Regions from separate parts of the Homo sapiens genome. Here region 2 is linked to region 1. A link is a loop called in an ENCODE intact Hi-C map of the cell type or tissue named here. Cell type or tissue: dorsolateral prefrontal cortex. All regions are shown on one strand. Links, peaks and the distances in the headings refer to the core of each region. The heading gives the core; the rest is flanking DNA.

Evidence for each region. A loop is a pair of places that touch in the nucleus more often than their neighbours do. Peaks named below come from ENCODE experiments on the same cell type or tissue, not always from the same donor. Only the 100,000 strongest peaks of a DNase experiment are listed, where the experiment ranks them.
Region 2: it touches region 1 in a loop (4-fold over the local background); 1 of 110 quality-filtered maps calls a loop at or near these places.

The regions. Positions count from the first base shown.
Region 1 is chr10:6,989,454-7,004,943 of GRCh38, forward strand. All of the region lies in intron 2 of LOC105376387 (a long non-coding RNA gene), which reads right to left. Among named protein-coding and RNA genes, the nearest start is that of LINC02665, 99 kb to the right of the region's middle. RefSeq lists an enhancer at 5,486-5,655. In dorsolateral prefrontal cortex, for the core only: no CTCF peak of the experiment used is centred there; a DNase peak (open chromatin) is centred at 10,272; H3K4me3 peaks cover 510 bases; H3K27ac peaks cover 4,818 bases.
Region 2 is chr10:7,051,458-7,066,947 of GRCh38, forward strand. All of the region lies in intron 1 of LOC105376387 (a long non-coding RNA gene), which reads right to left. Among named protein-coding and RNA genes, the nearest start is that of LINC02665, 37 kb to the right of the region's middle. RefSeq lists a silencer at 14,920-14,979. In dorsolateral prefrontal cortex, for the core only: a CTCF peak has its summit at 3,627; no DNase peak of the experiment used is centred there.

The DNA of each region.
Region 1 (15,490 bases), core at 7,869-12,868:
ACAGGGTAAGAGAAGGTATATTCAGAATAAAATTCTACCAACACCTCCACTTTAGAAGTGTGTTTGGGCTGGGCATGGTGGCGTGTGCCTGTAATCCCAGTGCTTTGGGAGGCCAAGGTGGACAGATCACTTGAGCTCAGGAGTTCAGGATCAGCCTGGGCAACATAGTAAGCCCTCCACTCTGCCAAAAATACAAAAATTAGGTGGGTGTGGTGGTGCATGCCTGTAGTGTCAGCTACTTGGGAGGCTGAGGTGGGAGAATGACCTGGACCTAGGAGGTCGAGGCTACAGTGATACAGTGAGCTGTGATCACACTGCTGCACTCCAGCCTGGGTGACAGAGCAAGACTCTGAAAAAAAAAAATGTGTTCAGAAATACTAATTGAATTAGTAAGCAAATGAATTAATGGATGAGTCATGAGCATAGGGATAAGAACCATGGTTTAGACTTTTCTGAGAATGGGAAATTTAAGTAGGATTCAATAAGCATCCAAAGGGCAGGAGCAAAATTTCCTTATTAAAGTGTGAGAAGAACCCGGATGGCTCTCAGGTTTTCTCTACATTCTCAGATATTAAAGAAGACTTAGAAGTGAGTTAAGAAAATAATTGCTGCAAAAATACGGGAAAAGGCCAGATGATTGACAAAAATGATCATTAACCCCTATTGATAGTACCTCAAAAAACATGGTGTAAATTTATCATCTTTTTTTGTTACAAAATATTTCAAGGATGCAGAAAAGTGGAAAGAGTAAGCTGTGTTAAACCCAACACGTTCCCACGTTCACTTTAGATCTTTCTTGTCTTTTTTAAGAAATAAAGCAAAGAGGTAAAGTTGCTGTGTTTGGTTTTTTTTTTTTCCCTAATCCTTGTACATCTCCCTTTCCAGAAATAACCACTTTCCTGAAATTGGTGTTTGTCATTCCAAAACTTTTTCAAAAATTAAATTTTCTTACAGATGTACATACTCATACATCATGCAGTTTTACGTCTTTTTCACTTTTTTATAAATAGGGCTGTGCCATACATATCTTTCTATAACTTGCTTTTCTTACTCGATGTACTTGGAGGATTTATCCATGCTGATTTATGTAGTTCTAAGTAATTTATTTTAAACGATGTATAGTATGTATTATACTTTATGAATATACCATAATTTACATCTCCATTTTCCTGATGCTATATATTTCAGTTATTTTAAACTTTTTTTTTTCTGTTGCAAACAAGGCTTCCCTAAACGTTTCTGTTTCTTTTATTGAGCATATCACTAAGTGCAACCCCAGGGCGAGAGTTCTCAAGCCCGGCTGCACATTACAGAGTATTTTAAGTGATTTAAGAAAAATACTGCTGCCGGGCCCTACATCGGATTCTGATTTAATTGATTAAGGGTCTACAGCCTAGAGATAGAAGACAGAATATATACAGAGTTATAGATTTGGAAATAGCTGGAAATGATACAAGATACAAGAAAAATAAAGCAAGGTAGTGCTACAGGGCCTGGATCATCAGGGATGAGCCTCCCACAGAGGTGGTGTTGAAGCTGAGACTCAATGACCAAGGTAGGGGCCATCAGAAGATCTCAGAGAAAAAGCTTCATGCTAGAACAGATGGTAGGAGGAGGTTTATCAGTTTGAGAAACAGGAAGGAAGGAAGTGTGTCTGCCACCTGCCTCTAAATTTGTGGGGCTTGGGCTAGAAGATCAAGGCAGGCCAATAAACCATATACCTAAACATTTAAAAATCATAAATTAGGCCAGCCATGGTGGCTCACACCTGTAATTCCAGAGCTTCAGGAGGCCAAGGTGGGAGGATTGCTTGAAGCCAGGAGTTTGAGACTAGCCTGGACAACAAAGTGAGACCCCATTTCTACAGAAATAAAAATATTAGCCGAGCATGGTGTTATATGGTTGGGGTCCCAGCTATTTGGGAGGCTGAGGCAGGAGCATTGCTTGAGTCCAGGAGTTGGAGACTGCAGGGAGCTCTGTTCACATCTCCACTCCAGCCTGGGTGACAGAGTGAGATCCCGCCTCTTAAAAAAAAAGTCATAAGTCAATCAAACTATTAAAAAGCATGTGTTCTATTTTCCTATTTTAACAAACATGCCAGCATAATGACAAAATTTTTAAATATGGATAAAGCTATGGTTCTCTATCTGACAGCAAATCATCAAAATACCAATGACAACTGAATTTATTATTATTGCGCATGTCTGGGCATGCTGTGGGCATGCATTGGGTAGACCAATGATGCTCGAAGAAGTAATGAAATATGGGTAAATAATTCATAAATTATTTTCTATTTATTTCTCTAAATTTGTTTTGCTGGATTGATTTCAATAAAATCACTATTATGTTGTCATAATCAATATTCACACAATTTGTTTTATTAATAGTAATGATCTAAAAGATTAAAAATAGTTTTACTTAAGATACACAAAATTTAAATATATTTTCATTAAAAACATGAATTAGAGGTGGGGGGTCAGCCCCCCGCCCGGCCAGCCGCCCCGTCCGGGAGGTGAGGGGCGCCTCTGCCTGGCCGCCCCTACTGGGAAGTGAGGAGCCCCTCTGCCCGGCCACCACCCCGTCTGGGAGGTGTACCCAACAGCTCATTGAGAACGGGCCATGATGACAATGGCGGTTTTGTGGAATAGAAAGGGGGGAAAGGGGAGGGGAAAGATTGAGAAATCGGATGGTTGCTGTGTCTGTGTAGAAAGAAGTAGACATGGGAGACTTTTCATTTTGTTCTGTACTAAGAAAAATTCTTATGCCTTGGGATCCTGTTGATCTATGACCTTACCCCCAACCCTGTGCTCTCTGAAACATGTGCTGTGTCCACTCAGGGTTGGATGGATTAAGGGCGGTGCAAGATGTGCTTTGTTGAACAGATGCTTGAAGGCAGCATGCTCGTTGAGAGTCATCACCACTCCCTAATCTCAAGTACCCAGGGACACAAACACTCTGCCTAGGAAAACCAGAGACCTTTGTTCACTTGTTTATCTGCTGACCTTCCCTCCACTATTGTCCTATGACCCGGCCAAATCCCCCTCTGCGAGAAACACCCAAGAATGATCAATAAAAAAAAAAAAACAAAACAAAAAAAAACATGAATTAAGGTTAAAAAGTTTAACTATCATTTGTTTCATGTTTTCCATAAGAAAACATATTTTCTTCTAAAATACAAATCATGATTAATCAATATCAAAATATTTATTCAAAATCACTTAAGAAATGTTAAAGTTAAAACTTTAGAAAGTTTAAATAAATCTCATTAAACATTTTTATGAATATAAAATAATTTACAATTCAAGTGTTGGATCTATATCTGGTTGCTAATTTAAGAATTTTTACCACTTTTCGTGTTACAGCTAGTCTCTTATGATTTCAAAACTGAAGTTTTAGTATTATTTAGGTATGGTGGGGGCGACAGTTCAGGAGACAGCTGCCATCGAAAAGATAGTTTGTTACTCACAGATCCCAAAGGAAGAGGTATGGCATGCTATGGGGGTAACGTGGAGACACCTGGGTCACTTAGGAGGCAGAGAGTGGGTGAAAATGTGGACAAGAACCTGTATCGTGGTCTTCGTGGGAAGGAATGGTGGAGACAAGGTGAGCAGGTTAGGATCAGCTAGTTGACACGTCAGCAGGCTCTGGGGACATCTCATAGGAGTCCCCTGTCCACAGCTGCCTGGCACCTGGCATCAGGGTGATTAGAGCAGGGGATAGTGGCTCAGAGTGTGAGAATCGGGCACAGGAGGTCTTAGAAATAATTGGCTGGGGCCAGGCATGGTGGCTCACGCTTGTAATCCTAGCAATTTGGGAGGCCAACGTGGGTGGATCATGAGGTCAGGAGCACGAGAACAGCCTGGCCAACATGGTGAAACCTGTCTCTACTAAAAATACAACAACAACAAAAAAGTTAGCTGGGTGTGGTGGTGGGCTTCTGTGGTCCCAACTACTCAGGAGGCTGAGGCAGAAGAATCGCTTGAACCTGGGAGTTGGAGGTTGCAGTGAGCCGAGATCATGCCACTGCACTCCATCCTGGGTAACAGAGCAAGACTCCATCTCAAAAAGAAAAAAAAAAAAAAAAAAAGAAGAAATAATTGGCTAGTTTGCATACAAAAGGTATGCTGATAGGTGAGTTGTTTGCCTTCTCTAGGAATTGACTAACCCTGGATAGGCGAGGGAAGAGTTCCTCCAAAGTTAACAAGACCCCAAGATGTCAAAGCATCAAAATATAGAAAACAAAAGCATGAATAATATATGGAGGGAAAAGCATGAATAATTAACACATATAAACAAATTTAAGAGTAAGATGAACTGTTTATATTGCAAATTGTTCCTAGGTGACCTCTGTAACTATTGCAAACAGCAGTTCATGTGCAGAACCTAAGCCTACATGTCTATGGCCGCTGCTGGCTGGGGCTGAACAGTGGCTGCAGCCCCCAGATAAGCACCATCATCCCAGTATTCCAGCCTCTGCCACTCCCTGCCATTCCCAAGGTTGTGGTCTCACGTTTTTGCCTTTTGCCACCATGCCTTCCCTATTGCTTTTTAAGGAAGAAAACGATAGCTATCTCGCATTCACGTTTCCGAGAGTTGATAAAACAAGATCCACCAAGAGGCCAAAGCTGTTAATCAGAATGGGAAAGAACTCGCTTTTTTGCTAGATGAAAGAATAGTCCTGTATGTTTAGTATAAAAAAAAGTGTTTGGTATGAAAAAAGTTTGTTAAAAGAATATAATTTAGAAAGTCAATATAAAGCAATTCACAGTAAGTTTCACCTGAATCAAGTATGACAAAAAAATCTAATGAAATGAAAAACAAAATAAAATTTCAAGAGGTTTATTTATAGTGTGAGTAAAATAAGCAATGCTGCTGGGGAACACAGTTATACATTAAGTGAAAACTTGGCCCAGGCATTAAAACCTTTTCAGTTGGTGAGTTTATAGCGAGCATCTACAGAGGTGGCTAGGTATGGGAAAGAAAGAAGCATTTATAAATCTAACCACAGTTGCTTTTGTTCTGAATTCTAACAATAAAGCTGAGAATTTTCAGGGCAAGTTGCTTAAAAATAGATAAGTTATATGATATTTTCTATTACAGTTGAGGCAAGCACAGATGATAGCTGCCAGTTAGTTGTATTTGTTCATCTTTTCCATTGAGTTTTGATATGACCAAACCTCTGGACATGGTACCAGTGACAGCTACACATATCAGGACATGACATGTTGTGTTGTGTTGAGAAAAGTTTTGGAAAATTTAATGTGAACTGGTCCCAATTAGTAAATTGAACTACAGATAAGCTACGGTCAAGGTCAGAGTTAGACTTGCTAGCGTACTTAACTGCAATATGTTAATAGTGTGCAAAGGCATTGTATTTAGCTGTTAAATCATTCACTCAGGAATAATAGTTTATTATAAAACTTTAAGAAGTGCAACATCTTGAACACTCTCTGCCCCTAGATGTACAACCAGAGACAGATTATACCTATTGGACTCAAAGTGTGGCATGGTGTTACAACATGGAGGTCAGATGATCTGGTTGTGCCAGGTGACAAAGAGATTTGTATCAATTTTTGGCTAAAATAGGCATGTTACTTCAATACAAAGAAAAACATCTCACCACCTTTCACCAGCAAAGCATGAATACAGGTTTAGCCTTTTGGGTTGACATTAACACGTCCCATGAAATTTTAACTTCCTACGAAGTTGTTCACATGTCATTTTAAAAGAAGTCATACCACTCAGTTTCCCTCTCAAACCAATTTTCTGAAATGCAAATGAAACACTTCCAAAACTGTAGATCTGAAGACTGAATGGCAAAAGAAAAAAAAATCTCAGATTTCAAACTTTATGCAGTGCACTTACAGGGTTCAATTCACACTCTGATTTAATGTAATTTGAATAAAAACTACAAATGGAATTTACTGTACTACACTTCACTGAAAAGTAAATTTTACAATGATGTTAGAAAAGCAGAATTTTACAAATAGCTCAAGAGTAGTTACTTTAACAATGAAAATCACTGTGCAAGAATCTATCCACATTAAAATACCTATATTTGTGAACAGCTGGTTTTCATTATGAAACCGCAGAAAACTACATGTCACTGACTGTTAAAGGTTTAAGGATGAATTCTGGTTTACACAGAACACACAATCTGACATTGTCACGTTCGGACAAAAAAGTAAAAAGGAACTGTCATGTTTCTATATCCTAGTCAAAAGCATGATGAATGACAAAATTAAAAATCATAAAGCATAAATAAAAATTTTAATGAATTGCATATTAAAATGTATTAAAATATATTATAAGACATATTAAGTACATTTATTTTAACTTTTACTTTCAAATTGATAACATATTCTCTACTATTACACATATTTTGTTATGACCTTATAATAATACATCTTTAAAAATAGAGAAAGATTGACTATATTTCTGGCAGCTTGTTTTTCTTCTACTCAATTCATTTCACTCATTCATTTCTACATTCCTGGCCCTATAGACACGTCACTGTGTGATCCCTGCTGTAGACTGTGAGTTCCTCATGGACGGAGACAAAGGCAGGATATGATTCCACCAGCTTCCCCTTCTGCTCTTCAATGATTCATCAATCACGTAACAGATATTTCTTGGTGCCCTACTATCTATCTGGCACTGTAGCTAGTGCTGCAGTTGCAAAAATGGGTAAGACAATTCCTGTGTCAGGAGCTCAGATTCCAGGTGGAAACCGAGCAAGTGTTCAGTAGATGTCTGAATTGAATTGATTATCTGTCTTTTACCGCAATGCCAAAAAAAAAAAAAAAAAATTCTAAGTTACAAAACTTATGGATCCAGAAGAGGTTCGTTGCAATGTAGAAGGTAATATAACAGCTTATAAAATTCCTCCCCAAGAGAAAAATTATTCCTCTCTGCAGGGTTTGATCTGCGAAAGCATCTGGCACAATGGGAAGCATCAGATTTTGCATTCATGATGAGTAAAATTTAAGTCCCTGAAGCTAATTAGTAAATTAGCATATAGGCTTATTCACCTGAGACCCTCCAAGCCCTTTCCTATGGCTGCAGCATGAAGTAAGCTTTCCCCAGGAGACGACATTGAAACGTATGTCTAAATAAACATGCCTTTGTCTTCACTGACATCTGAATCTATTTCTCTTTGTCATCACACTTGGAATCCAGAGGACTGTACTTCTAAGCCTGGTACATTCAGCTCAACACAGCCAGTGAACAACATTTACATTCCCGCCTCCCACCCTACATAAACTTTTCTTTAGGTTGTGTCTTAACACACAGCTGGGCTGCTATCATAGGATATAGGACGGTACCTCTTTCATGACCTAAGGAGTTGCACAAAATTTAAAGACATAGATGAAAATAAAAAATGACATGGAGGCTTCTGAGGTCAAAAGGGAAATACAGAAATTAATTGCATGCTTTTTTTCTATTTCAATTTAAGAAACATTTAATTTCTTATCATTTATTAGCCCAGAAAATACAGTTGTTCTTTGAGCTACTATACTTTTTAGTTATTTGCTAGCATTGTCCTTCTTCCGCCATGTTAATCCACATAACCCAGCTGAATTCTAGTATAAATCATGCTATTATATCAAGTGCCCATCCTATGCAAGGCCCTGTAGGCAGGAGAGCAACTAAAAAGGTTTTCCATCAAAGACAGAATGAAGGATGAATGTAATTGATCAAGTGAAAAAGACAACGTATGAAATCCAGGCAGTCACAAAAGTATGAAATATCATGGTGGACAAAATGAAAATATAAATTGTTTGGATGGCTGGGGTAGCAGAGAAAGAGCAGATTGCCCATCTGCCTGGGACCTGGGGCTGGATCCAGCAGCCCAGGGGCCAATCACTGCTCAAGGGAAGGTTTGCTTCAGAGTCATCAGGAGATTTAAAACACACACACACACACACACCTACCTTTTTCTTTTTATCTGGCCAGCAGACAAGGTAACTTAGATTCAGTAGGTATGGGGTTGGGACCCAGAAATATTTGTCTAAATGCTTTCCGGGTTTCAGTTCAAGATGGCAGACTGAGAACACGTATGTGCCTCCCTGAAACTTTACTGAAATAGTAGTAAAGAAGGACTAAGTGATTTACCCACACCCATGAAGAGAACAGAAAAATTGCAAGGGGGCCGGAGTCCATAATCTATTACTTAAGGGAAAGGCTGCAGCAGTTATAAAAGCCACAATTTCTGGCAGAGCTACAGAAAGGCTTCAAAACTGGTGTTAGCAGGAGTGGGTAATGAGTAATGTGACAAGAAAAATAGGTGATTAGAAGACAGTCTAGGGAACAGTTGAATCCTCCACTTCCAACTCATGTAGAATAACTGGTAACCCAGCTGCTGCTTCTTTTTAGGCTTTTTTTTTTTTTTTTTTTTTTTTTTACAGCAGATTTAGGTTCACAGCAAAATTAAGCAGGAGGTACAGAGAGTTCCCTGTATCCCCTACCTCCACATGTGCACAGCCTCACCCAGTATTAACATCCCCCACCAGAGGGTACTTATGTTGCAACTGATGAACCATCATTATCACCCCAAATCTAGAGTTTATATCATGGTTCACTCTTAGTGTGAACGTTGTATGGGTTTGAACGAATGTATAATGGCATGAAAAATCCACTGTTGTAGTATCACAAAGAGTGTTTTCAATGCCCTAAAATTCCCCCATGCTCCTCCTAATCATTCTTCCCCCACCCTAAACACCCAGCCTTTAACTACATAGTAAAGATGTTCTTTGAATGAGTTTTTCCAGAAATCTGAGAGATGCAATTTCTAGCCTGATTAACTTCTCCTTGGCTGAAGGCACAGGAAGACAAGCCCTCCCTACAGTTTTCCTGGCAAGTGGGGAATGAGAATACTCCACCCTGCTACAAGTACTCCTGAGGCTCAGACCTCACCAGGGACCCAGAGGAAGTGTGGAGGAAGATGAGAGCTGAAGTTAATTTCACTCCTGTTACATCGCAGCCTCAGGACAACTAATGATAGATGGTCTTTATGGTGATTACTATCAATCTTACTAGGGTGGCAATAAGAATTTTAATATAGAGCTTCAAAACAACCCAGCCAGGGCTGAGGCTGCCCCTTCTCTCCTCTTACTGCAAACACTGGCAATGGGAATCAAACTTTCCCTTTGAATTATATCTCTCAGAGAAGAAGGTATTCTCTGATAGGTAGAGGGACAAAAATAAGCCAAAGCTCCCCTTTGCAACTTTCATTGATTATCTTTGTTTTTTCCCTGGAGAAGAAAATAAACCAGCAGGAACAGGTGGTTGATGCTGGAGGAACCCAGCACTAGATTTGGCTGGAAAGGAGATGGGGGATCAGGAGTCTTAAACCCAATGCTCTTGGGAATCCAACTTGTCGTGTGACGCATAACATCAAGAGACTGCAGACCAAGGCAAGTTTTGGAAACTGGTGTGAATCAGTCCTCAGCCACTTGCTGAAAAAAATCACCTTCTTCAGGAGAGGGCACTGACAAGGACCAGGAATGTTTTCAGAGCTGCATCCAAATGGGCTGAGATACTCAAATCCCACCATGAGGACCTGGATGAGGCAGAAGCTCAGTCCTGGAACTGGACAAATGTAGCTTGCACAATGCCAATCTATCAGGCAGCAAAGCCACAGGTCCATCTGCACATGGCTTCTCAGTATTCCCCCTGGTCTAAGGCCCACAGTCCTATATTAGACCCCACTAGACTGTGGGCCCAAATCTGAGAAACTGCCCTGCTTTGAACAGAATGGGTTAGAGAAAATGCCCTTAAAATTCTTTTGCAATCTCACATGGCAGGAGTGAAGAAAGGAAAGAACCCTCAATTTGTAGTATTGAGAAATTAGCTTTTGTGGTGCAGGGGAGATTCCCTAATTTTTTATTGAAAATAAAACAGGTTTAATGCACTTGTTTTTAATGTCTCTTGCTCTACAATGAGGTTTTGTGGCTGATTTTCACACCGTGGGTCACTGCAACCTTTAGGTCTTTTCTTTTCTATACTCACACTCAATCAGCCAGTGCTCAAGCTATACCAATGTTGCACACACCTGAGTGTGTGTATGGGAAGGTGGGGCTGGGGGTTGAATACATCCCTTTGCATGTGTCTCTAGTGAGTTTAGTTCTGGTAGGTTCTGACCTCTCCTCTGGCCTTTTGAATGGAATCAGTCTGCTGCTCACAAACTTGGCTTTGTTTGAAAATGAATAAACCACTCTTCATCCCACAGTCCATTTAGGAAACCAAAACAGCCCTAGACCCAGGGTAGACTGGTACAGCACAGCTTTGGCACAATCTCCACCCACCCCTTCTCTTCACAAGGGACCATGGAAAATGCATTGAAAATGCCTCCTGGATTCCCAGTTCCAAGCCATCTTGAGCCATGCAACAAAGAGAAATGGTCGTTTTAAAGGTTCCTTTCTCCATGTGGATCTGTAATAACATTCCACATGAAGAGGATTTTTGTTTATGCATTTGCATATTCATTTTCTTTCTCTGTTGTGACTCCCCACGAGCTTTGCACAAATCCTGCCTCAATACACCTTTTGCTTTCAAAGCACCAGGCACACAGCTATTAGTTTTAATGTCTGTTTGTAAAAGTCGGCCCTGAAATTTAAAATTCAGTGAAATCTCTACACATGTTGAGATCACAGTTGTAAAGTGGCCCTTTTATGAATACCAGGGAAATAATAGAATCTTCACTTGCTTTCTGAGGCTGCGGCCGCAGCCGCTGCTGCTGCCTTGGTTACAGCCATGTGGGTTCTCAACAAGCTCTTAATTTGAATGGGCTGTTTATGTTCTGCTTACAGGAGGCAAGCCTAGGTATGAAGTCCACTAACCACAGGAGAGCTGGACTCGGTGAATTACTTTCTTTGCACTAAATATGCTCTATGTGACTAGCTCTCAGCCCACTTACAGCAACAGTGCAAGTGATAAGTGCTTGTGTTGGTTCTCATTCATAGGTGGGAATTGAACAATGAGAACACTTGGACACAGGGTGGGGAACATCGCACACTGGGCCTGTCGTGGAGTGGGGGGATGGGGGAGGGATAACATTAGGAGATATACCTAATGTAAACGATGAGTTAATGGGTGCAGCACACCAACATGTCACATGTATGCATATGTAACAAACCTGCAGGTTGTGCACATGTACCCTAGAACTTAAAGTATAATAATAATAATAAAAGAAATAAATTGGATCTCTGATACCCCCACTACCTCAAGCAGAGACTGATGAGTCAGTTCTATAAATAGATGCCATCTCCTCTAAACACAGGAAGGGGGTCTGTCTGGAGGTAGTATCTGTCCCTGTGCTGCTGGGGGGCGCTAGGAGATTACCTGTACACCTGTTTCGGTCAAGCTGTACCCCTGGGTCATCTGCCCAGGGCACAAATCTGTGGGGTCACGAGTTTCTGGGTAATTTCAGAGCCTTTTGTGGGATTACCCCTCATATTCACCCCCACTCAATCGTTCACCTGTTGAGAGCTGGGAGGAGAGGAAATGTCACAAGATGGTATTCCTTCTGCTGATTGATGCTGCAGTCAAAAATTATCCTTCTCACCCGGAAAGAGACATGGTACAGGCAAACAAGACAGTGATAGCTGCACAAGGTCAAACCAGAAATGAAGAAAAGCCAGAAACCGGGGGCCAGCCAGTGGGTTGGAAGCGACAGGACCACATCCATGGGCACACTAATGCCCAGACATGGGAGGTGATAAGAAGCAAAAGATACAAAAGAGGTGGGATGGTTGTTAAATTGTCTGCAAGTCCTTTGGCACTCTTCCCACAGAAGGTAGAGTCTAATTTCCCTCTCCCTGAATAGGGATCAATCTAGCGACTTGCTTGTGAGGGATAAGATGCATCAGAAGTGGCCCCCTGTGACTTCTGTGGCTAGCTTTCTGCCTGGTTCTCTCTTGGGACAGGTATCTCTGGAGCCCTGAGCCACCGTGGAGGATGCTGACCACCCAGAAGCTGCCCTGTTACAGAGAGCCCATAGAGGTAGCTGTGCCTGAGGGGCCCGAGGGATTCAAGACCTCAGTGCCTTGATCTTCGTAGCCAGATCCCAGGCACAGGGTGTGCAGAACTTCAGATGATTCTAATTCCCCGATTCAAGCAGCTGAGGCCGGGTGGGACAGAAACAAACCATTCCCACAGAGCAGTTTCCTAAGAAGCATCAATTAGAACTGTTGTTCTAACAAATCCAGGGAACTGAACCTGGATAAGATATAGAAGCTGTAGGGATGCAGATTTCAGCTTTCTGTAAAAACAAAATAATACAGCAGAAAGAAAACAAATTATATAAAATCAGAGGGGCCAGGTGCAGTGGCTCGCATCTATAATCCCAGCACTTTGGGAAGCCGAGGTGGGAGGATCGCCTGAGCCCAGGATTTGGAGGCCAGTCTGGGAAACATAGCAAGACCCCATATCTATAAAATTTATTTAAACTTAGCCAGGTATGGTGGTGCACCCTTGTAGGTGTTACTCTGGAGGTGGAGGCAGGGGGCTCACTTGAGCCCGGGAGGTCAAGACTCCAGTGAGCTATGATTGCACCACTGCACTCCAGCCTGGGTGACAGAGTAAGACCTAGTGTCAAAAAAATAAAAATGAAAATAAAAATAAAATCATAGGAACAAAACACAGAGCCCCACCTTAGCCACTGACAAACTGATTGAGTGGTTTGACTTATTTGACCTTGAGTTTCTCATTTTTAAAATGATATTACTGATGATTCTTGCCTCACGGCATTCCGATGATTAAATAAGATAACATATGCTTTGGAAGCTTATAAAATTGTAAATTCCTAAAATGTGCAACAATTGTTAATCTTGCTGTAAGAAATTAAAGATGAATGCTCAGAAATTGAGCATTCTTGAGAGAGGGCATCTCATAATGGAACCCCACCAACACAGTGTTCTCCTGCTTAACGAGTTTGTGTCCAGTAAATAAACGAATGAGTGTATTGCCTTGTATGGGTCCATTCTCCCGACAACAGCCGGGATACAAAGCAACCAAATACATCTAGGTGAATGAACAGGCACTGCTCAAGAATAACTGAATTCTCGGCATTCCTCCACGACAGGCTCTCCACCCACCCTTGCATCTATAGCCATACTCAATCCATGGACAATATGTGGCTTCTTCAGTCATGGCGGAAACTTGCTGCCCAGATCCCTCTTCAAGGAGGGACTTGCTGTGGAGTGTGGTCGGCAGACAGCCTCAGACATCAGCTCCTTTAAGGCTCACCTCAGCTGCAGATGGTGCCCCAACCCAGGCGCATTCCCTTCCAGGAACAGCCTGCATCTGGTGACCGGGTGTGAAACGCTGCCCAATTCTGCTGAGCACCCTGAATGGCACCACTCACTCCAGAGCTCCCTGAGCCTTTGTTGGGTTCCATGGCACCTGACTTCCTCTGTCCCATTCTGCTTCCTCCCTCCCATCACAGCTATTGATCCCTAGCCAGCATCTTGCATCCCAAACTTGGTCTTAACATCAGCTTCCAAAAAGCAACATTAGTTATTTCAATATTTACCAGCACTGAAGAAAAAGCAGAAGAGATTTCCTCATCATCTCCAACTGGACAAGGTGAAGACAGAAAAACGTTCTCTTTCTCTCTGCAACAGTGGGGCTTGACATTTTTGTTGAGATATTTTTCTGGATACCCTTAGAATACTGGGGTTTGGGGCAGGATGCTTGCAGGAACTAAATTGTGTTTGTAGTCAGCGTGCCATTCACTCGACTGCCCTTCAGCAATGGAGCGTTCTCTGAGTAAAATTGTCCATTGCCCTGAATAGGCTATGACAGTGTCTCTAAAAGTTACATGACTAGTTAGGGAACATATGTTATATCATATCCCAGCTTACTCATACATGTAGGTTTCATGTGTGTGCATGACAGAAGCAAGTCTTATGATATAGCAGGTATAAAAAAGTGCTCTGATATTTTCTATTCTATTTTGTTCCTTTGTCTTTAATAATGCCTGTTGTGACCTACTAAATTGATTTTATGACCCACTAGGGTCATGTTTTTTTTTAATGTGTGTATGGAAAAATAAAAGCTCTATTTTATACTTTTAAGGCAAAATGTGTTGCATATATGTAAACACATGATTGGTCCTCTACCTAGTGTTTCTCGTTTTTTTCTTTGATGGCTTATAACAAAGAATATATTTTACACCAAGACCCACTGTACACAGAGAAAAGTTTCATGACACAATGTCTCCCTTGTATATAGAAAGCAGTCTCCTGTTTGCATTTTCATTCATTTTATTTTGGAAATGGTTAGAACTCAGTAAGTTGATTTCATAATCCATGGTTTAGAAAGCATTATTCTAATGTAAATGGAAGAGTCCATCAGCTCAATGTTCTACTCGAGACCTATTCAAATCACATGTACTCTCAGTTGTAATTAAAACTTCTTTTACACACTGATCAAAATGTGGCATCCTGACCAGGAACAGCAAACCAGGGCTCTCGTGGTGGTGACAGGAAAACGATGGAAGCACATGATAGAAACCCTGACATGATCAACCACAGTGACATGTGCACACACAGAGCTGGAGGCTGGCACTGAGGTGAGTGTGTGTGTTGCATGTGGGCACTGTATTTGCAGTCTCTAATCTCTGTCTGGAATGTGCACGCACACACACACACAGAGCTGGAGGCTGGCACTGAGGTTAGTGTGTGCATTGCATGTGGGCACTGTATTGGCAGTCTCTAATCTCTGCCTGTCATGTGCACACACATGCACACATACAGCTGGAGGCTGGCATTGATGTGTGTGCATTGCATGTGGGCACTGTATTTGCAATCTCTAATCTCTACCTCCTACAGACCCCTCAGTTCCCTAAGAATGTTTCACAGAAACTGTTTAAGCTGTGTTTTTAAAAATACATTTCCCTGAGTTAGTTACTTCATACTTCTGCAGTGCCGCAAGACATGATAATTTCCTATCAATTCCTTCCATTCCAACACCCGTATGTTACCACTAGTTGTCTTGCCCAGCAGTTTTAAAAATGTAATGTTTTAGCAGGGTACTGGTACCAAAACAGACATATAGACCAATGAAACAGAACAGTGACCTCAAAAATAACACCACACATCTACAACCATCTCATCTTTGACAAACCTGACAAAAACAAGCAATGGGAAAAGGATTCTCTACTTAATAAATAGTGTTGGGAAAACTGGCTAGCCATATGCAAAAAACTGAAACTGGACCCCCTTCCTTACACCTTATGCAAAAATATATACACCTTAACTCAAGATGGATTAAAGACTTAAATATAAAACCTGAAACCATAAAAACCCTAAAAGAAAACTTAGGCAATACCATTCAGGATATAGGCATGGGCAAAGACTTCATGACGACAACACCAAAAGCAATCACAGCAAAAGCTAAAATTGACAAATGGGATCTAATTAAACTAAAGAGCTTCTGCACAGCAAAAGAAACTAGCATCAGAGTGAACAGGCAACCTACGGAATGG
Region 2 (15,490 bases), core at 1,721-6,720, 56 kb after region 1:
ACGTATATCTACCCAGAACCCCAGAATATGACCTTATTTGGAAATATAATTAATTGAGGATGAAGACAAGCTCATACTGGATTAGGGTGGGTCCTAAATTCAATGACAAGCATCCTTGTAAGAAAAGGGGGGGACACAGAGAGACACAGACACCCACAGGAAAGAAGGCTATGTGAAAAGGGTCACAAAGATAGGGGTTATACTGTCACAAGTTGGATTAGTCAGGGTTCTCTAGAGGGGCAGAACCAATAAAATATGTGTATATATGAAAGGGAGTTTATTAGGGGAATTGGCTCACACAATAACAAGATGAAGTGCCATGATAGGCTGTCTGCAAGCTGGGGAAAGACAGAGAAGCTGGTAGTGGCTCAGTACAAGTCCAAAAGCCTTAAAACCAGAGAAGCCAACATTGCAGCCTTCAGTCTGCAGCCAAAGGCCTAAGAGCACCCCTGAAACCCACAAGTGCAAGTCCCAGAGTGCAGAGGCCAAAGAACCTGGAGTCTGAGGTCCAAGGCCAGGAGGAGCAAAAGCAAGCATCCAGCAAGGGAAGAAGGAAAAGAGCCAGAAGACTCAGCAAGCAAACGGATCCCCCTTCTGCCTGCCTTGTTCCAGCCATGCTGGTAGCAGATTGGGTGGTGCCTATCTACATAGAGAGTGGGTCTTCCTCTCCTAGTCCACCCACTCAAACATCAATCTCCTCTGGCAACACCCTCCCAGACACACCCAGAAATAACACTTCACCAGCCATCTAGGCATCCCTCAATACAATCAAGTTGACAACTACTATTAACCATCACACAAGCCTTGGAGGGCTCCGGGCCACCAGGAGCTGGAAGAGGCAAGGAAGGTGTCTTCCCTAGAGACTTTGGTGAGACATTGACCCAGCGGACACCTCGATGTCTGACTCATAGAACTGTTGAAAACTTAATGTCCACTGTGTTAAGCCACCCAGCTAAGATATTTTATTATGGCAGCCCTAGTAAGCTGATACAGCGACCTTCCCCTCATCTTTGGATTACAGAATGAACTACCAGGCAAGGCAATTTCTTAATATCATGGACATTTAAGTCTCATTGTAAATATGGGCTGGACTCCATCTGGGTACAGAACTGTTCTGAGATCTTACTTACCACCGTGAGAACACAAAATTAGAGTGGGCACTGAAGCCCTGATCCAAACCTTTCACCTCCATATTATCCTTAATACCACATCTGAAACTGTAAGCTCAAATGGCTATGCTCCAGGCTTCTTCCAACACTACTTTAGATTTTCCAGGTGGATGAAAAAGAAGAGAAAGGCTTGGTAATTGATATGAAATATGCTATGATTGTGACTACTTGATTCATACTCTTTACCACTTTGTCAATTATTAATCTAATGAAATAATAACTAATTTGCTTTTAGAAATCCCAGTAACAAATACTTAGGGTAAAGTTTGGTCTCATTTTGTCATACTAAGAGATTAAATTAAATATTAGTTGTAGAGACAGGATGCAGAAAAGCAGGACAGAGGGATTAGCGTGAAATTCCCTAAAACAGTGTTTCTCAAACCCAGTACATTTATATATAAGGGAAACAATATTTTGCAAAAAGTATTCTTACTATTTCTGATGCACTCTGATCTTTTAAACTCTTTTTTGATCTTGATATTGATGTACAAAATTCATTTCATGCCCTAAAAATGAGTCTCAACTGTGATCTTAACCCCTAATTGGGGAAATTTGATTATGGATTAGGCATAACATGATATCAAAGATGCTATCTTTGTGTTAGGTGTAATAATGGCATTGTGGTTCTCTAAGAAAATGTCCTTATCTCTTAGAGATTCAATGAGAAGAAAATCTGGATGCTCTTAGAGGCACGTTTCCTTCCTGGTCTTAGTGGCTTAATCACCCTGGCTCAGCTAGCCCGGGCCCATCCGCAGGAGGCACAGAGGCCTTAGTCTAATGTTCACATTCCTGACAAGCAAGACTGGTTCCAGGCCCTTGCAGGCAGATGTTGGCCCTCAGCATGCCTCAAGTTATTCCTAGGCCTGGAAATTCTTTGATATATTTCTTGTTATTTGAAGAAACTAGGTATGTGCACCCACCTCCCCTTATGCTCACTCATATAACCCCAGGTAACACAAAGAGGAAGCAGGGCTCTCTCTCCTGACTGCCCTGTCTCCTGAAACTTTGGCCATCCATGCCTGGCTTACAGCATGAAACTTTGAGAGGAGGGAATTTGTCAGGCACTCTGCTGCTTCTCCACTTGTAAGTTTCCCCCATTAAGGCCCATGATACATTTGCATCATTTGGCAGTAGGGACGGCTTGTGTGACAAGATACATCCTGAATACGTAAGAATGCAATGACAGGTGCCTGGGGGGATCTGTTTTAAATACTTCATTAAGGGGGAGAAAAAGGATAGATGGGGCAAACGTGATGCAACCTTGATAATGGCTGGATCTGTGTAGTGGGAATGTGGAGGTTCATGTTACTATTCTATTTTGCATATGTTTGTACATTTTCATAAGAAAGAATTTTAAAAAGACATGCACACACAATACTGCCCCAGAATGTCTCTTGCCCTGGAACTTGAACCTTATAGGATAACTTTGAGATTTTTGGAGAAAGCTGTGTATTGATCCTCAAATTATCATTTCATGGAAAAACAGAAAGAAGAAAGGAAAAATCCATCTGGTAAAACATTTCTATCCAGAAAACTTCTACAATTACTTCTGCATTTACATGGTAAGACAGAGACAATAAGGGCAGAATTTAGCCCTCTTCCTAGTCACTGTGACATTGTTTTTTATCTTTGTCTATATGGCTAATCTCTCCAACTAAATGGGAAACTGGGTAAGGGCAGGGATATTGACTAATGTCCCTTTGCCTTTTCTAGAAAAAGACAACTTGCATATTGCAGGCATTTTATCAATATTTTTAGTTGATTGAGCTACATAGACGTACTTGTAGTTATAGCTTTAAGTTTGGGCACACTTGCTTGCATTCTTCTACTTCCTTTAAAAAATGCATTTTGGGAGGCCGAGGTAGACGGATCATCTGAGGTCGGGAGTTCGAGACCAGCACAACCAATATGGAGAAACCCTGTCTCTACTAAAAATACAAAAAATTAGCTGGGCATGGTGGCACATGCCTGTCATCCTAGCTACTCAGGAGGCTGAGGCAGGAGAATTGCTTGAACTCAGGAGGCGGAGGTTACAGTGAGCTGAGATCGTGCCATTGCACTCCAGCCTGGGCAACAAGAGCGAAATTCCATCTCAAAAAAAAAAAATTACTTGTATATAGTAAAAATAAAAACCTACTGTTAGCCAGAGTTTTCAACTGGAGAGCCATCACTAAGCTTATTAGATAATAGTTTAAAATATATATTAAGCATTTACTCTGTGTCCATCCCTCTGCAAAATGCTTTATGTAAATTATCCCACTTAATCTTCATAGTAATCCTAGAACAGTTACTGTCAGAACCTTCAGATAGGGAAACTGAGGCACAGAGATTAAGACTTGTGACTTTCTTAGTGTCACAAAGCTACTTAGCAACAGAGACAGATTTTAAACCTCGGAAGAATGACTGATGCCAGAATCCTTTCTTTCAAAGGCCCTCTCTCCTGCAGTTCAGATGAGGCCCATGAGGTAGTGCTCTTGAGCACAGTATCTAAGAGGACTCGGAATCTGCTTGGCCCACGTGATCCTGAAAGCTACATTATGCACCGTCATATGCTATTAAAAATGACATAAAGGACCCACATCTATTGCGCATTGAACCTACCATGCACTATGCTAGCTGCTTTACAAACATTGTTTAATCTTCCCGTAAGGAAGAGACCTGATTAATTACTATTATACTAATTCAACATTATATCAAGATATATCAATGTAACATCAAGATATATCAAGAAATCAAATATCTGTCTAAATATGGGAAACAGGGTACAGCCTGGTGTTGGCTGATGGCTTGGTGGCTGAATTTACTCCAACATAAAGTGGGGCAAATCAAGAATGCTAACAGGCACCTTAGCATGACCAGGTGACTGTCATCAGTGAATAAATGTAGGAGGCAAACTTCTGAAACATTACTAGAGGGACAGGGAGAAGGACAGAGTCTCTGTGAAAAGTATAGAGTTTGGTAAACTGAAGATGAGTGCCGAGCAAAGAAAAAACAGGCAAGGGGGACAATCAAGTGCACGGGAGGAGAGGAGAGACAGTGATTTTGTAAGAAACAGGAGTGTAGACAAGATGGTGGCAGGAAGGAAATCCTCAATGAATTGGGAATTTGAGTGTCACTTCCATCTATTTTACATCTAAGTCACACAATAGAATAAACATGTATCAGAACAAATTAAGAAAAATAATCCCGTAAGGAAAGAAAAGAAATTCCCACTTCAGATAATCAAATTATGTGATCAAATAAGTGAGCAAAGAGGTTTATATATATTTGCTCTTACCAATTGAATGAGTATAGTCACTGTAGAAAACATTACGCTAGTTCCTCAAAAACTTAAAATTACCATCTGCAATGCACAGAATGTTTGTGTCTCTTCAAAATTTATATCTTCAAAACCTAACCTCCAATATGACAGTATTAGGAAGTGGGGTTCTTAGGTCATGAGGACAGAGCCCTCATGAGGGGGATTAATACCCTTATAAAGGGACCCCAGAGAGCTCTCTCCCCCTCTTTTCCTGCGGTGAAAATATAACAAGAAGTCAGTAGTCTGCAAACCAGAAGACAGCCTTCACCCAAACTCTACTGTGCTGGCACCCTGATCTCAGATGTCTGGCCTCCTCAACTGTGAGAAATCAATTTCTGTTGTTTGTAAGACACTCGATCTATGGTGTCTTGTCATAATAGCCTGAACGGACCAAGACACCCTATGATACAACAATTCCTCTTCTCAGTATATGCACAAAAGAATTGAAAGCGGAATTTCAAAGAGAAATCTGTACACTCGTGTTCATAACAGCATTGTTCACAGTAGCTAAAATATGGCTGCAATCCAGAAGTCCATCAATGGAGGAATGGATAGCACAATGACAATGTAGTATATACAGACAATGGAATATCATTCAGTCTTAAAAAAGAGAGGAAATGCTGATACATGTTACAACATAGATGAACCTTGAGGACATTATCCTGAGTGAAATAAGCCAATCACAAAATGACAAATACAATACGATTCCACTTATATGATATACCTAAGGTAATCAAAATTATATAGATAGAAAGTAGAATGGCGGTTGCCAGGGCCTGGGAATGGGAGGGAATGGGGAGTTATTATTTAATAGGTACATAGTTTCAGTTTTGCAAGATGAAAAGAGCTCTGGAGATGGATGATGGCAATGATTGCAGAACAATGTGAACGTACTTGATGTCACTAAACTACACACTTAGGAATGGTTAAGATGGTAAATGTTGGCCGGGCGTGGTGGCTTACGCCTATAATCCCAGCACTCTGGGAGGCCGAGGTGGGTGGATCACCTGAGGTCAGGAGTTTGAGACAGGCCTGGCCAACAGGGTGAAACCCCATGTCTCCTCAAATTACAACAACAACAACAAAAAATTAGACAGGTGTGGTGGCAGGCACCTGTAATCCCAGCTACTCGGGAGGCTGAGGCAGAAGAATTGCTTGAACCCGGGAGGCAGAGGTTGCAGTGAGCAGAGATCGCACCACTGCACTCCAGCCCGGGCGAAATTCCACCTCAAAAAAAAAAAATGTTATGTGGTGTATTCTATCACAATAAAAATTGAAAATGAATGAATACATTGATAAAGAGATAAATAAACAAATCTAAGGACCCTGAATTAAAAATCAAACAGACTTTGGGAAAATATTTTTTATTAGTTTTTTTGCTGGGCAGAAGAAACACATGGCACAATATGTCTAGTTACTTTTCTGCCAGCTTGAGAGCCAAAAACTCCATCCTTAGGTATCATGTCCCCAGCACCCAGCATGATCCATGGTACATATTAGATTCCAAAAACAGTTTCTGCACAATTGGAAAAGGTCAAAGAAAAATAAGAGAGGGGTCAAAGATGTCTCATAGAGAGAAAACACTGATCAAGCAGTTTTATCACTAAACAATCAGCAGTTCAGTGAAGAGTAGGTTGGATTTTTTTTGGGTGGGGGGGATGCAGAATCCTTCTCGTGCTGGAGTAGACGCTGCTGACATCATTCATCTCTCTACCTTCTTTCTTTTTTGTTTATTTTTTGAGATGGAGTCTCTCTCTGTTGCCCAGGCTGGAGTGCAGTGGCAAGATCTTGGCTCACTGCAACCTCTACCTCCCAGCCTCAAGTGATTCTCCTGCCTCAGCCTCCTGAGTAGCTGGAATTACAGGAATGCACCACCCTGCCTGGCCAGTTATTTTTGTATTTTTAGTAGAGACGGGGTTTTGCCATGTTGGCCAGGTTGTTCTTGAACTCCTGACCTCAGGTGATCCACCCACCTCAACCTCCCAAAGTGCTGAGCCTCACACCTGTAATGCAAGGACTTTGGGAGACCGAGGCAAGTGGATCACTTGAGGTCAGGAGTTCAAGATCTCTGCCTTCTTTTTTATTATTATTATTACTATTATTATTATTATTATTTTAATTATACTTTAAGTTTTAGGGTACCTGTGCACATTGTGGAGGTTACATATGTATACATGTGCCATGCTGGTGCGCTGCACCCACTAACTCGTCATCTAGCATTAGGTATATCTCCCAATGCTATCCCTCCCCCCTCCCCCCTCCCCACCACAGTCCCCAGAGTGTGATATTCCCCTTCCTGTGTCCATGTGATCTCATTGTTCAATTCCCACCTATGAGTGAGAATATGCGGTGTTTGGTTTTTTGTTCTTGCGATAGTTTACTGAGAATGATGGTTTCCAATTTCATCCATGTCCCTACAAAGGACATGAACTCATCATTTTTTATGGCTGCATAGTATTCCATGGTGTATATGTGCCACATTTTCTTAATCCAGTCTATCATTGTTGGACATTTGGGTTGGTTCCAAGTCTTTGCTATTGTGAATAATGCTGCAATAAACATACATGTGCATGTGTCTTTATAGCAGCATGATTTATAGTCATTTGGGTATATACCCAATAATGGGATGGCTGGGTCAAATGGTATTTCTAGTTGTAGATCCCTGAGGAATCGCCACACTGACTTCCACAATGGTTGAACTAGTTTACAGTCCCACCAACAGTGTAAAAGTGTTCCTATTTCTCCACATCCTCTCCAGCACCTGTTGTTTCCTGACTTTTTAAATGATTGCCATTCTAACTGGTGTGAGATGATATCTCATAGTGGTTTTGATTTGCATTTCTCTGATGGCCAGTGATGATGAGCATTTTTTCATGTGTTTTTTGGCTGCATAAATGTCTTCTTTTGAGAAGTGTCTGTTCATGTCCCTCGCCCACTTTTTGATGGGGTTGTTTGTTTTTTTCTTGTAAATTTGTTTGAGTTCATTGTAGATTCTGGATATTAGCCCTTTGTCAGATGAGTAGGTTGCGAAAATTTTCTCCCATGTTGTAGGTTGCCTGTTCACTCTGATGGTAGTTTCTTTTGCTGTGCAGAAGCTCTTTAGTTTAATTAGATCCCATTTGTCAATTTTGGCTTTTGTTGCCATTGCTTTTGGTGTTTTGGACATGAAGTCCTTGCCCACGCCTATGTCCTGAATGGTAATGCCTAGGTTTTCTTCTAGGGTTCTTATGGTTTTAGGTCTAACGTTTAAATCTTTAATCCATCTTGAATTGATTTTTGTATAAGGTGTAAGGAAGGGATCCAGTTTCAGCTTTCTACATATGGCTAGCCAGTTTTCCCAGCACCATTTATTAAATAGGGAATCCTTTCCCCATTACTTGTTTTTCTCAGGTTTGTCAAAGATCAGATAGTTGTAGGTATGGGGCATTATTTCTGAGGGCTCTGTTCTGTTCCATTGATCTATATCTCTGTTTTGGTACCAGTACCATGCTGTTTTGGTTACTGTAGCCTTGTAGTATAGTTTGAAGTCAGGTAGTGTGATGCCTCCAGCTTTGTTCTTTTGGCTTAGGATTGACTTGGCGATGCGGGCTCTTTTTTGGTTCCATATGAACTTTAAAGTAGTTTTTTCCAATTCTGTGAAGAAAGTCATTGGTAGCTTGATGGGGATGGCATTGAATCTGTAAATTACCTTGGGCAGTATGGCCATTTTCACGATATTGATTCTTCCTACCCATGAGCATGGAATGTTCTTCCATTTGTTTGTATCCTCTTTTATTTCATTGAGCAGTGGTTTGTAGTTCTCCTTGAAGAGGTCCTTCACATCCCTTGTAAGTTGGATTCCTAGGTATTTTATTCTCTTTGAAGCAATAGTGAATGGGAGTTCACTCATGATTTGGCTCTCTGTTTGTCTGTTGTTGGTGTATAGGAATGCTTGTGATTTTTGTACATTGATTTTGTATCCTGAGACTTTGCTGAAGTTGCTTATCAGCTTAAGGAGATTTTGGGCTGAGACAATGGGGTTTTCTAGATAAACAATCATGTCGTCTGCAAACAGGGACAATTTGACTTCCTCTTTTCCTAATTGAATACCCTTTATTTCCTTCTCCTGCCTGATTGCCCTGGCCAGAACTTCCAACACTATGTTGAATAGGAGTGGTGAGAGAGGGCATCCCTGTCTTGTGCCAGTTTTCAAAGGGAATGCTTCCAGTTTTTGCCCATTCAGTATGATATTGGCTGTGGGTTTGTCATAGATAGCTCTTATTATTTTGAAATACGTCCCATCAATACCTAATTTATTGAGAGTTTTTAGCATGAAGGGTTGTTGAATTTTGTCAAAGGCTTTTTCTGCATCTATTGAGATAATCATGTGGTTTTTGTCTTTGGCTCTGTTTATATGCTGGATTACATTCATTGATTTGCGTATATTGAGCCAGCCTTGCATCCCAGGGATGAAGCCCACTTGATCATGGTGGATAAGATTTTTGATGTGCTGCTGGATTCGGTTTGCCAGTATTTTAATGAGGATTTTTGCATCAATGTTCATCAAGGATATTGGTCTAAAATTCTCTTTTTTGGTTGTGTCTCTGCCAGGCTTTGGTATCAGAATGATGCTGGCCTCATAAAATGAGTTAGGGAGGATTCCCTCTTTTTCTATTGATTGGAATAGTTTCAGAAGGAATGGTACCAGTTCCTCCTTGTACCTCTGGTAGAATTCGGCTGTGAATCCATCTGGTCCTGGACTCTTTTTGGTTGGTAAGCTATTGATTATTGCCACAATTTCAGCTCCTGTTATTGGTCTATTCACAGATTCTACTTCTTCCTGGTTTAGTCTTGGGAGAGTGTATGTGTGGAGGAATGTATCCATTTCTTCTAGATTTTCTAGTTTATTTGCGTAGAGGTGTTTGTAGTATTCTCTGATGGTAGTTTGTATTTCTGTGGGATCGGTGGTGATATCCCCTTTATCATTTTTTATTGCGTCTATTTGAATCTTCTCTCTTTTTTTCTTTATTAGTCTTGCTAGCGGTCTATCAATTTTGTTGATCCTTTCAAAAAACCAGCTCCTGGATTCATTGATTTTTTGAAGGGTTTTTTGTGTCTCTATTTCCTTCAGTTCTGCTCTGATTTTAGTTATTTCTTGCCTTCTGCTAGCTTTTGAATGTGTTTGCTCTTGCTTTTCTAGTTCTTTTAATTGTGATGTTAGGGTGTCAATTTTGGATCTTTCCTGCTTTCTCTTGTGGGCATTTCGTGCTATAAATTTCCCTCTACACACTGCTTTGAATGCATCCCAGAGATTCTGGTATGTTGTGTCTTTGTTCTCGTTGGTTTCAAAGAACATCTTTATTGCTGTCTTCATTTCGTTATGTACCCAGTAGTCATTCAGGAGCAGGTTGTTCAGTTTCCATGTAGTTGAGCGGTTTTGAGTGAGATTCTTAATCCTGAGTTCTAGTTTGATTGCACTGTGGTCTGAGAGATAGTTTGTTATAATTTCTGTTCTTTTACATTTGCTGAGGAGAGCTTTACTTCCAACTATGTGGTCAATTTTGGAATAGGTGTGGTGTGGTGCTGACAAAAATGTATATTCTGTTGATTTGGGGTGGAGAGTTCTGTAGATGTCTATTAGGTCTGCTTGGTGCAGAGCTGAGTTCAATTCCTGGGTATCCTTGTTGACTTTCTGTCTCGTTGATCTGTCTAATGTTGACAGAGGGGTGTTAAAGTCTCCCAGTATTAATGTGTGGGAGTCTAAGTCTCTTTGTAGGTCACTCAGGACTTGCTTTATGAATCTGGGTGCTCCTGTATTGGGTGCATATATATTTAGGATAGTTAGCTCCTCTTGTTGAATTGATCCCTTTACCATTATGTAATGGCCTTCTTTGTCTCTTTTGATCTTTGTTGGTTTAAAGTCTGTTTTATCAGAGACTAGGATTGCAACCCCTGCCTTTTTTTGTTTTCCATTTGCTTGGTAGATCTTCCTCCATCCTTTTATTTTGAGCCTATGTGTGTCTCTGCAGGTGAGATGGGTTTCCTGAATACAGCACACTGATGGGTCTTGACTCTTTATCCAACTTGCCAGTCTGTGTCTTTTAATTGGAGCATTTAGTCCATTTACATTTAAAGTTAATATTGTTATGTGTGAATTTGATCCTGTCATGATGATGTTAGCTGGTTATTTTGCTCGTTAGTTGATGCAGTTTCTTCCTAGTCTTGATGGTCTTTACATTTTGGCATGATTTTGCAGCAGCTGGTACCAGTTGTTCCTTTCCATGTTTAGCACTTCCTTCAGGAGCTCTTTTAGGGCAGGCCTGGTGGTGACAAAATCTCTCAGCATTTGCTTGTCTGTAAAGTATTTTATTTCTCCTTCACTTATGAAGCTTAGTTTGGCTGGATATGAAATTCTGGGTTGAAAATTCTTTTCTTTAAGAATGTTGAATATTGGCCCCCACTCTCTTCTGGCTTGTAGGGTTTCTGCCGAGAGATCCGCTGTTAGTCTGATGGGCTTCCCTTTGAGGGTAACCCGACCTTTCTCTCTGGCTGCCCTTAACATTTTTTCCTTCATTTCAACTTTGGTGAATCTGACAATTATGTGTCTTGGAGTTGCTCTTCTCGAGGAGTATCTTTGTGGTGTTCTCTGTATTTCCTGAATCTGAACGTTGGCCTGCCTTGCTAGATTGGGGAAGTTCTCCTGGATAATATCCTGCAGAGTGTTTTCCAACTTGGTTCCATTCTCCCCATCACTTTCAGGTACACCAATCAGACGTAGATTTGGTCTTTTCACATAGTCCCATATTTCTTGGAGGCTTTGCTCATTTCTTTTTATTCCTTTTTCTCTAAACTTCCCTTCTCACTTCATTTCATTCATTTCATCTTCCCTTGCTGATACCCTTTCTTCCAGTTGATCGCATCAGCTCCTGAGGCTTCTGCATTCTTCACGTAGTTCTCAAGCCTTGGTTTTCAGCTCCATCAGCTCCTTTAAGCACTTCTCTGTATTAGTTATTCTAGTTATACATTCTTCTAAATTTTTTTCAAAGTTTTCAACTTCTTTGCCTTTGGTTTGAATGTCCTCCCGTAGCTCAGAGTAATTTGATCGTCTGAAGCCTTCCTCTCTCAGCTCGTCAAAATCATTCTCCGTCCAGCTTTGTTCCGTTGCTGGTGAGGAACTGCATTCCTTTGGAGGAGGAGAGGCGCTCTGCATTTTAGAGTTTCCAGTTTTTCTGTTCTGTTTTTCCCCATCTTTGTGGTTTTATCTACTTTTGGTCTTTGATGATGGTGATGTACAGATGGGTTTTTGGTGTGGATGTCCTTTCTGTTTGTTAGTTTTCCTTCTAACAGACAGGACCCTCAGCTGCAGGTCTGTTGGAATACCCTGCCGTGTGAGGTGTCAGTGTGCCCCTGCTGGGGGGTGCCTCCCAGTTAGGCTGCTCGGGAGTCAGGGGTCAGGGACCCACTTGAGGAGGCAGTCTGCCCGTTCTCAGATCTCCAGCTGCATGCTGGGAGAACCACTGCTCTCTTCAAAGCTCAGATGGAAATGCAGAAATCACCTGTCTTCTGCGTCGCTCACGCTAGGAGCTGTAGACCGGAGCTGTTCCTATTTGGCCATCTTGGCTCCTCCCCCTCGATCTCTGCCTTCTTTCTACAAGAATCTCTCATGTCAGTCTCTGCCAACCCCCATCGGTATGACAAAGGCATTTCAAATACTACACACACACACCCCATGAGGTGGGTGTTATTATTGACACTTATGGGCAGGAATATTAGTACTATAGCTTAAGTAGCTTGACCAGAGAATGCTAGTGGGTCACTGTTAGGACCAGGTTTACAGCCCAGATGGAAGCAGCTCTCACTACCTCATCATGGTGCCTCTGGAAATTCCACAAGCCTATTATCATCAGCAAACACCATGTCCTCTTCATTCCTGACCTTCACACCCACCTTGCTTTCTTGAGCTTCCTACCCTGGTTGTCAGCATTTCTATCTATAATACCAACAGTCCTAAGATGCATATTTTGTAGACAGTCTTTCTCTTTATGGGAGTCTAAGAAAAAACTTAGATTTTATTTTCTTGTCTTGGTTTACTGGAGAACCATCAATTCAGTATCATTTTGAAAGGAAGGACTTCCGCTCATAAGTCAGACTTAGCCTTGGACGGTGTGTGGGGAATGTGGGGCTATTGCAATACGAGGAGGAGATCTGGCTGCTTATTCTAGGTGCATAACAATCACGTTCACTTTAGAAGACTGAGACTCTTCAGATCGATGCACTTGGTCTTTTCTTCTGGGAACCTTTTGGAGCATTTATCTTGTAGGTCTCATGACGTTTCTGGCAAGCTGTAGCCTCAGAGAGAAGAAATATGGAGCTGACAAAAAGAATGCAGATGTGCAGAGAGTATCAGTGAGTTCTCGCAAGGGTATCACACATAGGACGCTCTGGCTTGGAGGATCCTGGTCCTGATCCACATCTCCTGGTCCTGGATCTACATATCCTGCCACTGACCGACAACTTTCTAGTTGCTGCTTCCATTATCTTATATCCCAAGTGAAATTAGCAGAACTTCCTACATTAATGTGCATATCACCTTATCTCCATTCAAGAACAATCATCAGGAAGTTCTGCCTCATTTATTATTTTAACTGTTCATCTTTGTTTATATGTCCCTTATTGGTGGTCTTGTCATTTTGGCTTCTTCATGACGTGTCATGGTGTAGTCCATTAAAGCAACAGTACCCAAGGACCATGGTTAGAATTGGACGTTTAAAACCTTAAGGTCAGGGCTGGGTCTGGTGGCTCATGCCTGTAATCTCAGCACTTTGGAAGGACAAGGCAGGCAGATGGCTTGAGGACAGGAGTTCAAGACCAGCCTGGTCAAGAGGGCGAAACCCCATCTCTACTAAAAATACAAAAATTTAGTTGAGTGTGGTGGTGCGCACATGTAGTTCCAGCTACTAGGGAGGTCGAGGCACGAGAATCTCTTGAATCTGGGAGGTGGAGGTGGTGGTTGCAGTGAGTTGAGATCACACCACTACACTCCAGCCTAGGTGACAGAGTGAGACTCTGTCTCAAGAAAAATAATAGTAGCCGAGGCAGGTGGATAACGAGGTTAGGAGATCGAGACCATCCTGGCTAACACGGGGAAACCCCGTCTCTACTAAAAATACAAAAAAATTAGCCTGGCATGGTGGCTGGCGCTAGTAGTCCCAGCTACTCGGGAGGCTGAGGCAGGAGAATGGCGTGAACCCGGGAAGCAGAGCTTGCAGTGAGCCAAGATCGCACCACTGCACTCCAGCCTGGGTGACAGAGCAAGACTCTGTCTCAATAATAATGATAATATAAAATAAAATAAAATAAAATAAAATAAAATAAAATAAAATAAAATAAAACCTTAAGGCCACACAAAACAACAACAACGAAAAAAACATAATGTCCTCCAGGGCTGATACATACTAACCTAACTCATGGTACATAAAAATACAAATCAGAAACTCAGTCGGTTCATTGATAATGAGATAAATATTGAAACATTGTATCTGCTTGTGTTCACCAGATGTCTGGCTTGCAGGTGGAGTGTTTTCCACCATTATCTGACGGTGGTTATGTTGTGAAACCAAGGTTCCCATCCTTTATGTCAGCCATCCTCAACCTTTTTGGCACCAGGGACTGAATTCATGGAAGATAATTTTTCCATGGACCAGGGAAGGCGGATGGTTTTGAGATGATTCAAGTGCATTACATTTATTGTGCACTTTTTTTTTTTTTTGAGACAGAGTTTCACTCTTGTTGCCCAAGCTGGAGTGCAGTGGCACAATCTCAGCTCACTGCAATCTCCACCTCCTGGGTTCAAGCGATTCTCCTGCCTCAGCCTCCCAAGTAGTCAGGATTACAGGCACGTGCCACTTACACCCGCCTAATTTTTTGTACTTTTAGTAGGAGTGGGGTTTCACCATGTTAGCCAGGGTGGACTCAAACTCCTCACCTCAGGTGATCCCCCCGCCTCGGCCTCCCAAAGTGTTGGGATTACAGGCATGAGCCACTGTACCTGGACACTTTATTTCTATTATTATTATTATAATTATACAACAACTATCTACGTGAGTGGTATAATTATTTCATTATATATTACAATGTAATAACAATATATTACAACAATATCAGTTGTAACAACTGATGTAACTCATGTAGAATAAGGGAACCTGAGCTTGTTTTCCTGCAACTAGGCAGTCCCATCTGGGGGTGATGGGAGACAGTGACATCATCAGGCATTCGATTCTCATGAGGAATACGCAACCTAGATCCCTTAAATGCACAGCTCACAACAGGGCTCGCACTCCTATGAGAATCTAATGCCACGGCTGATCTGACAAGAGGCTGAGCTCAGGCAGTAATGCCAGCAATGGGGAGTGGCTGTAAATACAGATGAAGTTTCGCTTCCCCACCGCTCACCTGCTGTGCAGCCCGATTCTTAACAGGCCACAGACCAGTACCCATCCATAGCCCTGGGGCTGGGGACCCCTGCAATAAAACTTACAAGGACCCCATGTCTACTAAAAATACAAAAAAAAAAAAAAAATTAGCTGGGCGCGGTGGCCGGCGCCTGTAGTCCCAGCTACCTGGGAGGCTGAGGCCGGAGAATGGCGTGAACCCGGGAGGCGGAGCTTGCAGTGAGCCGAGATCGCGCCACTGCACTCCAGCCTGGGCGACAGGACGAGACTCCGTCTCAAAAAAAAAAAAAAAAAAAAAAAAAAAAAAAAATTACAAAGAAGCAGCAGGCTGCATGACCTCAGTGAGGAAGATAAACAAGTCCAAGAAACCCTCATTCACCACCTTTCCAGCTTACATCACAGTTTGCTGTGTCTGGCTGCTTCGCAATCCCAAAAGGGACGGTGTTTTCCTTCGTAGCAGCCAATCAACTCTTATCCTATCCTGTTTTTCTAGGGAATAAATACTGATTTTTAATGAATGCGCAGTAAAAATATTAAATATACATACACTCATGCTATGACTGTGGGCCATATTTTTTCTTCCAGAAATG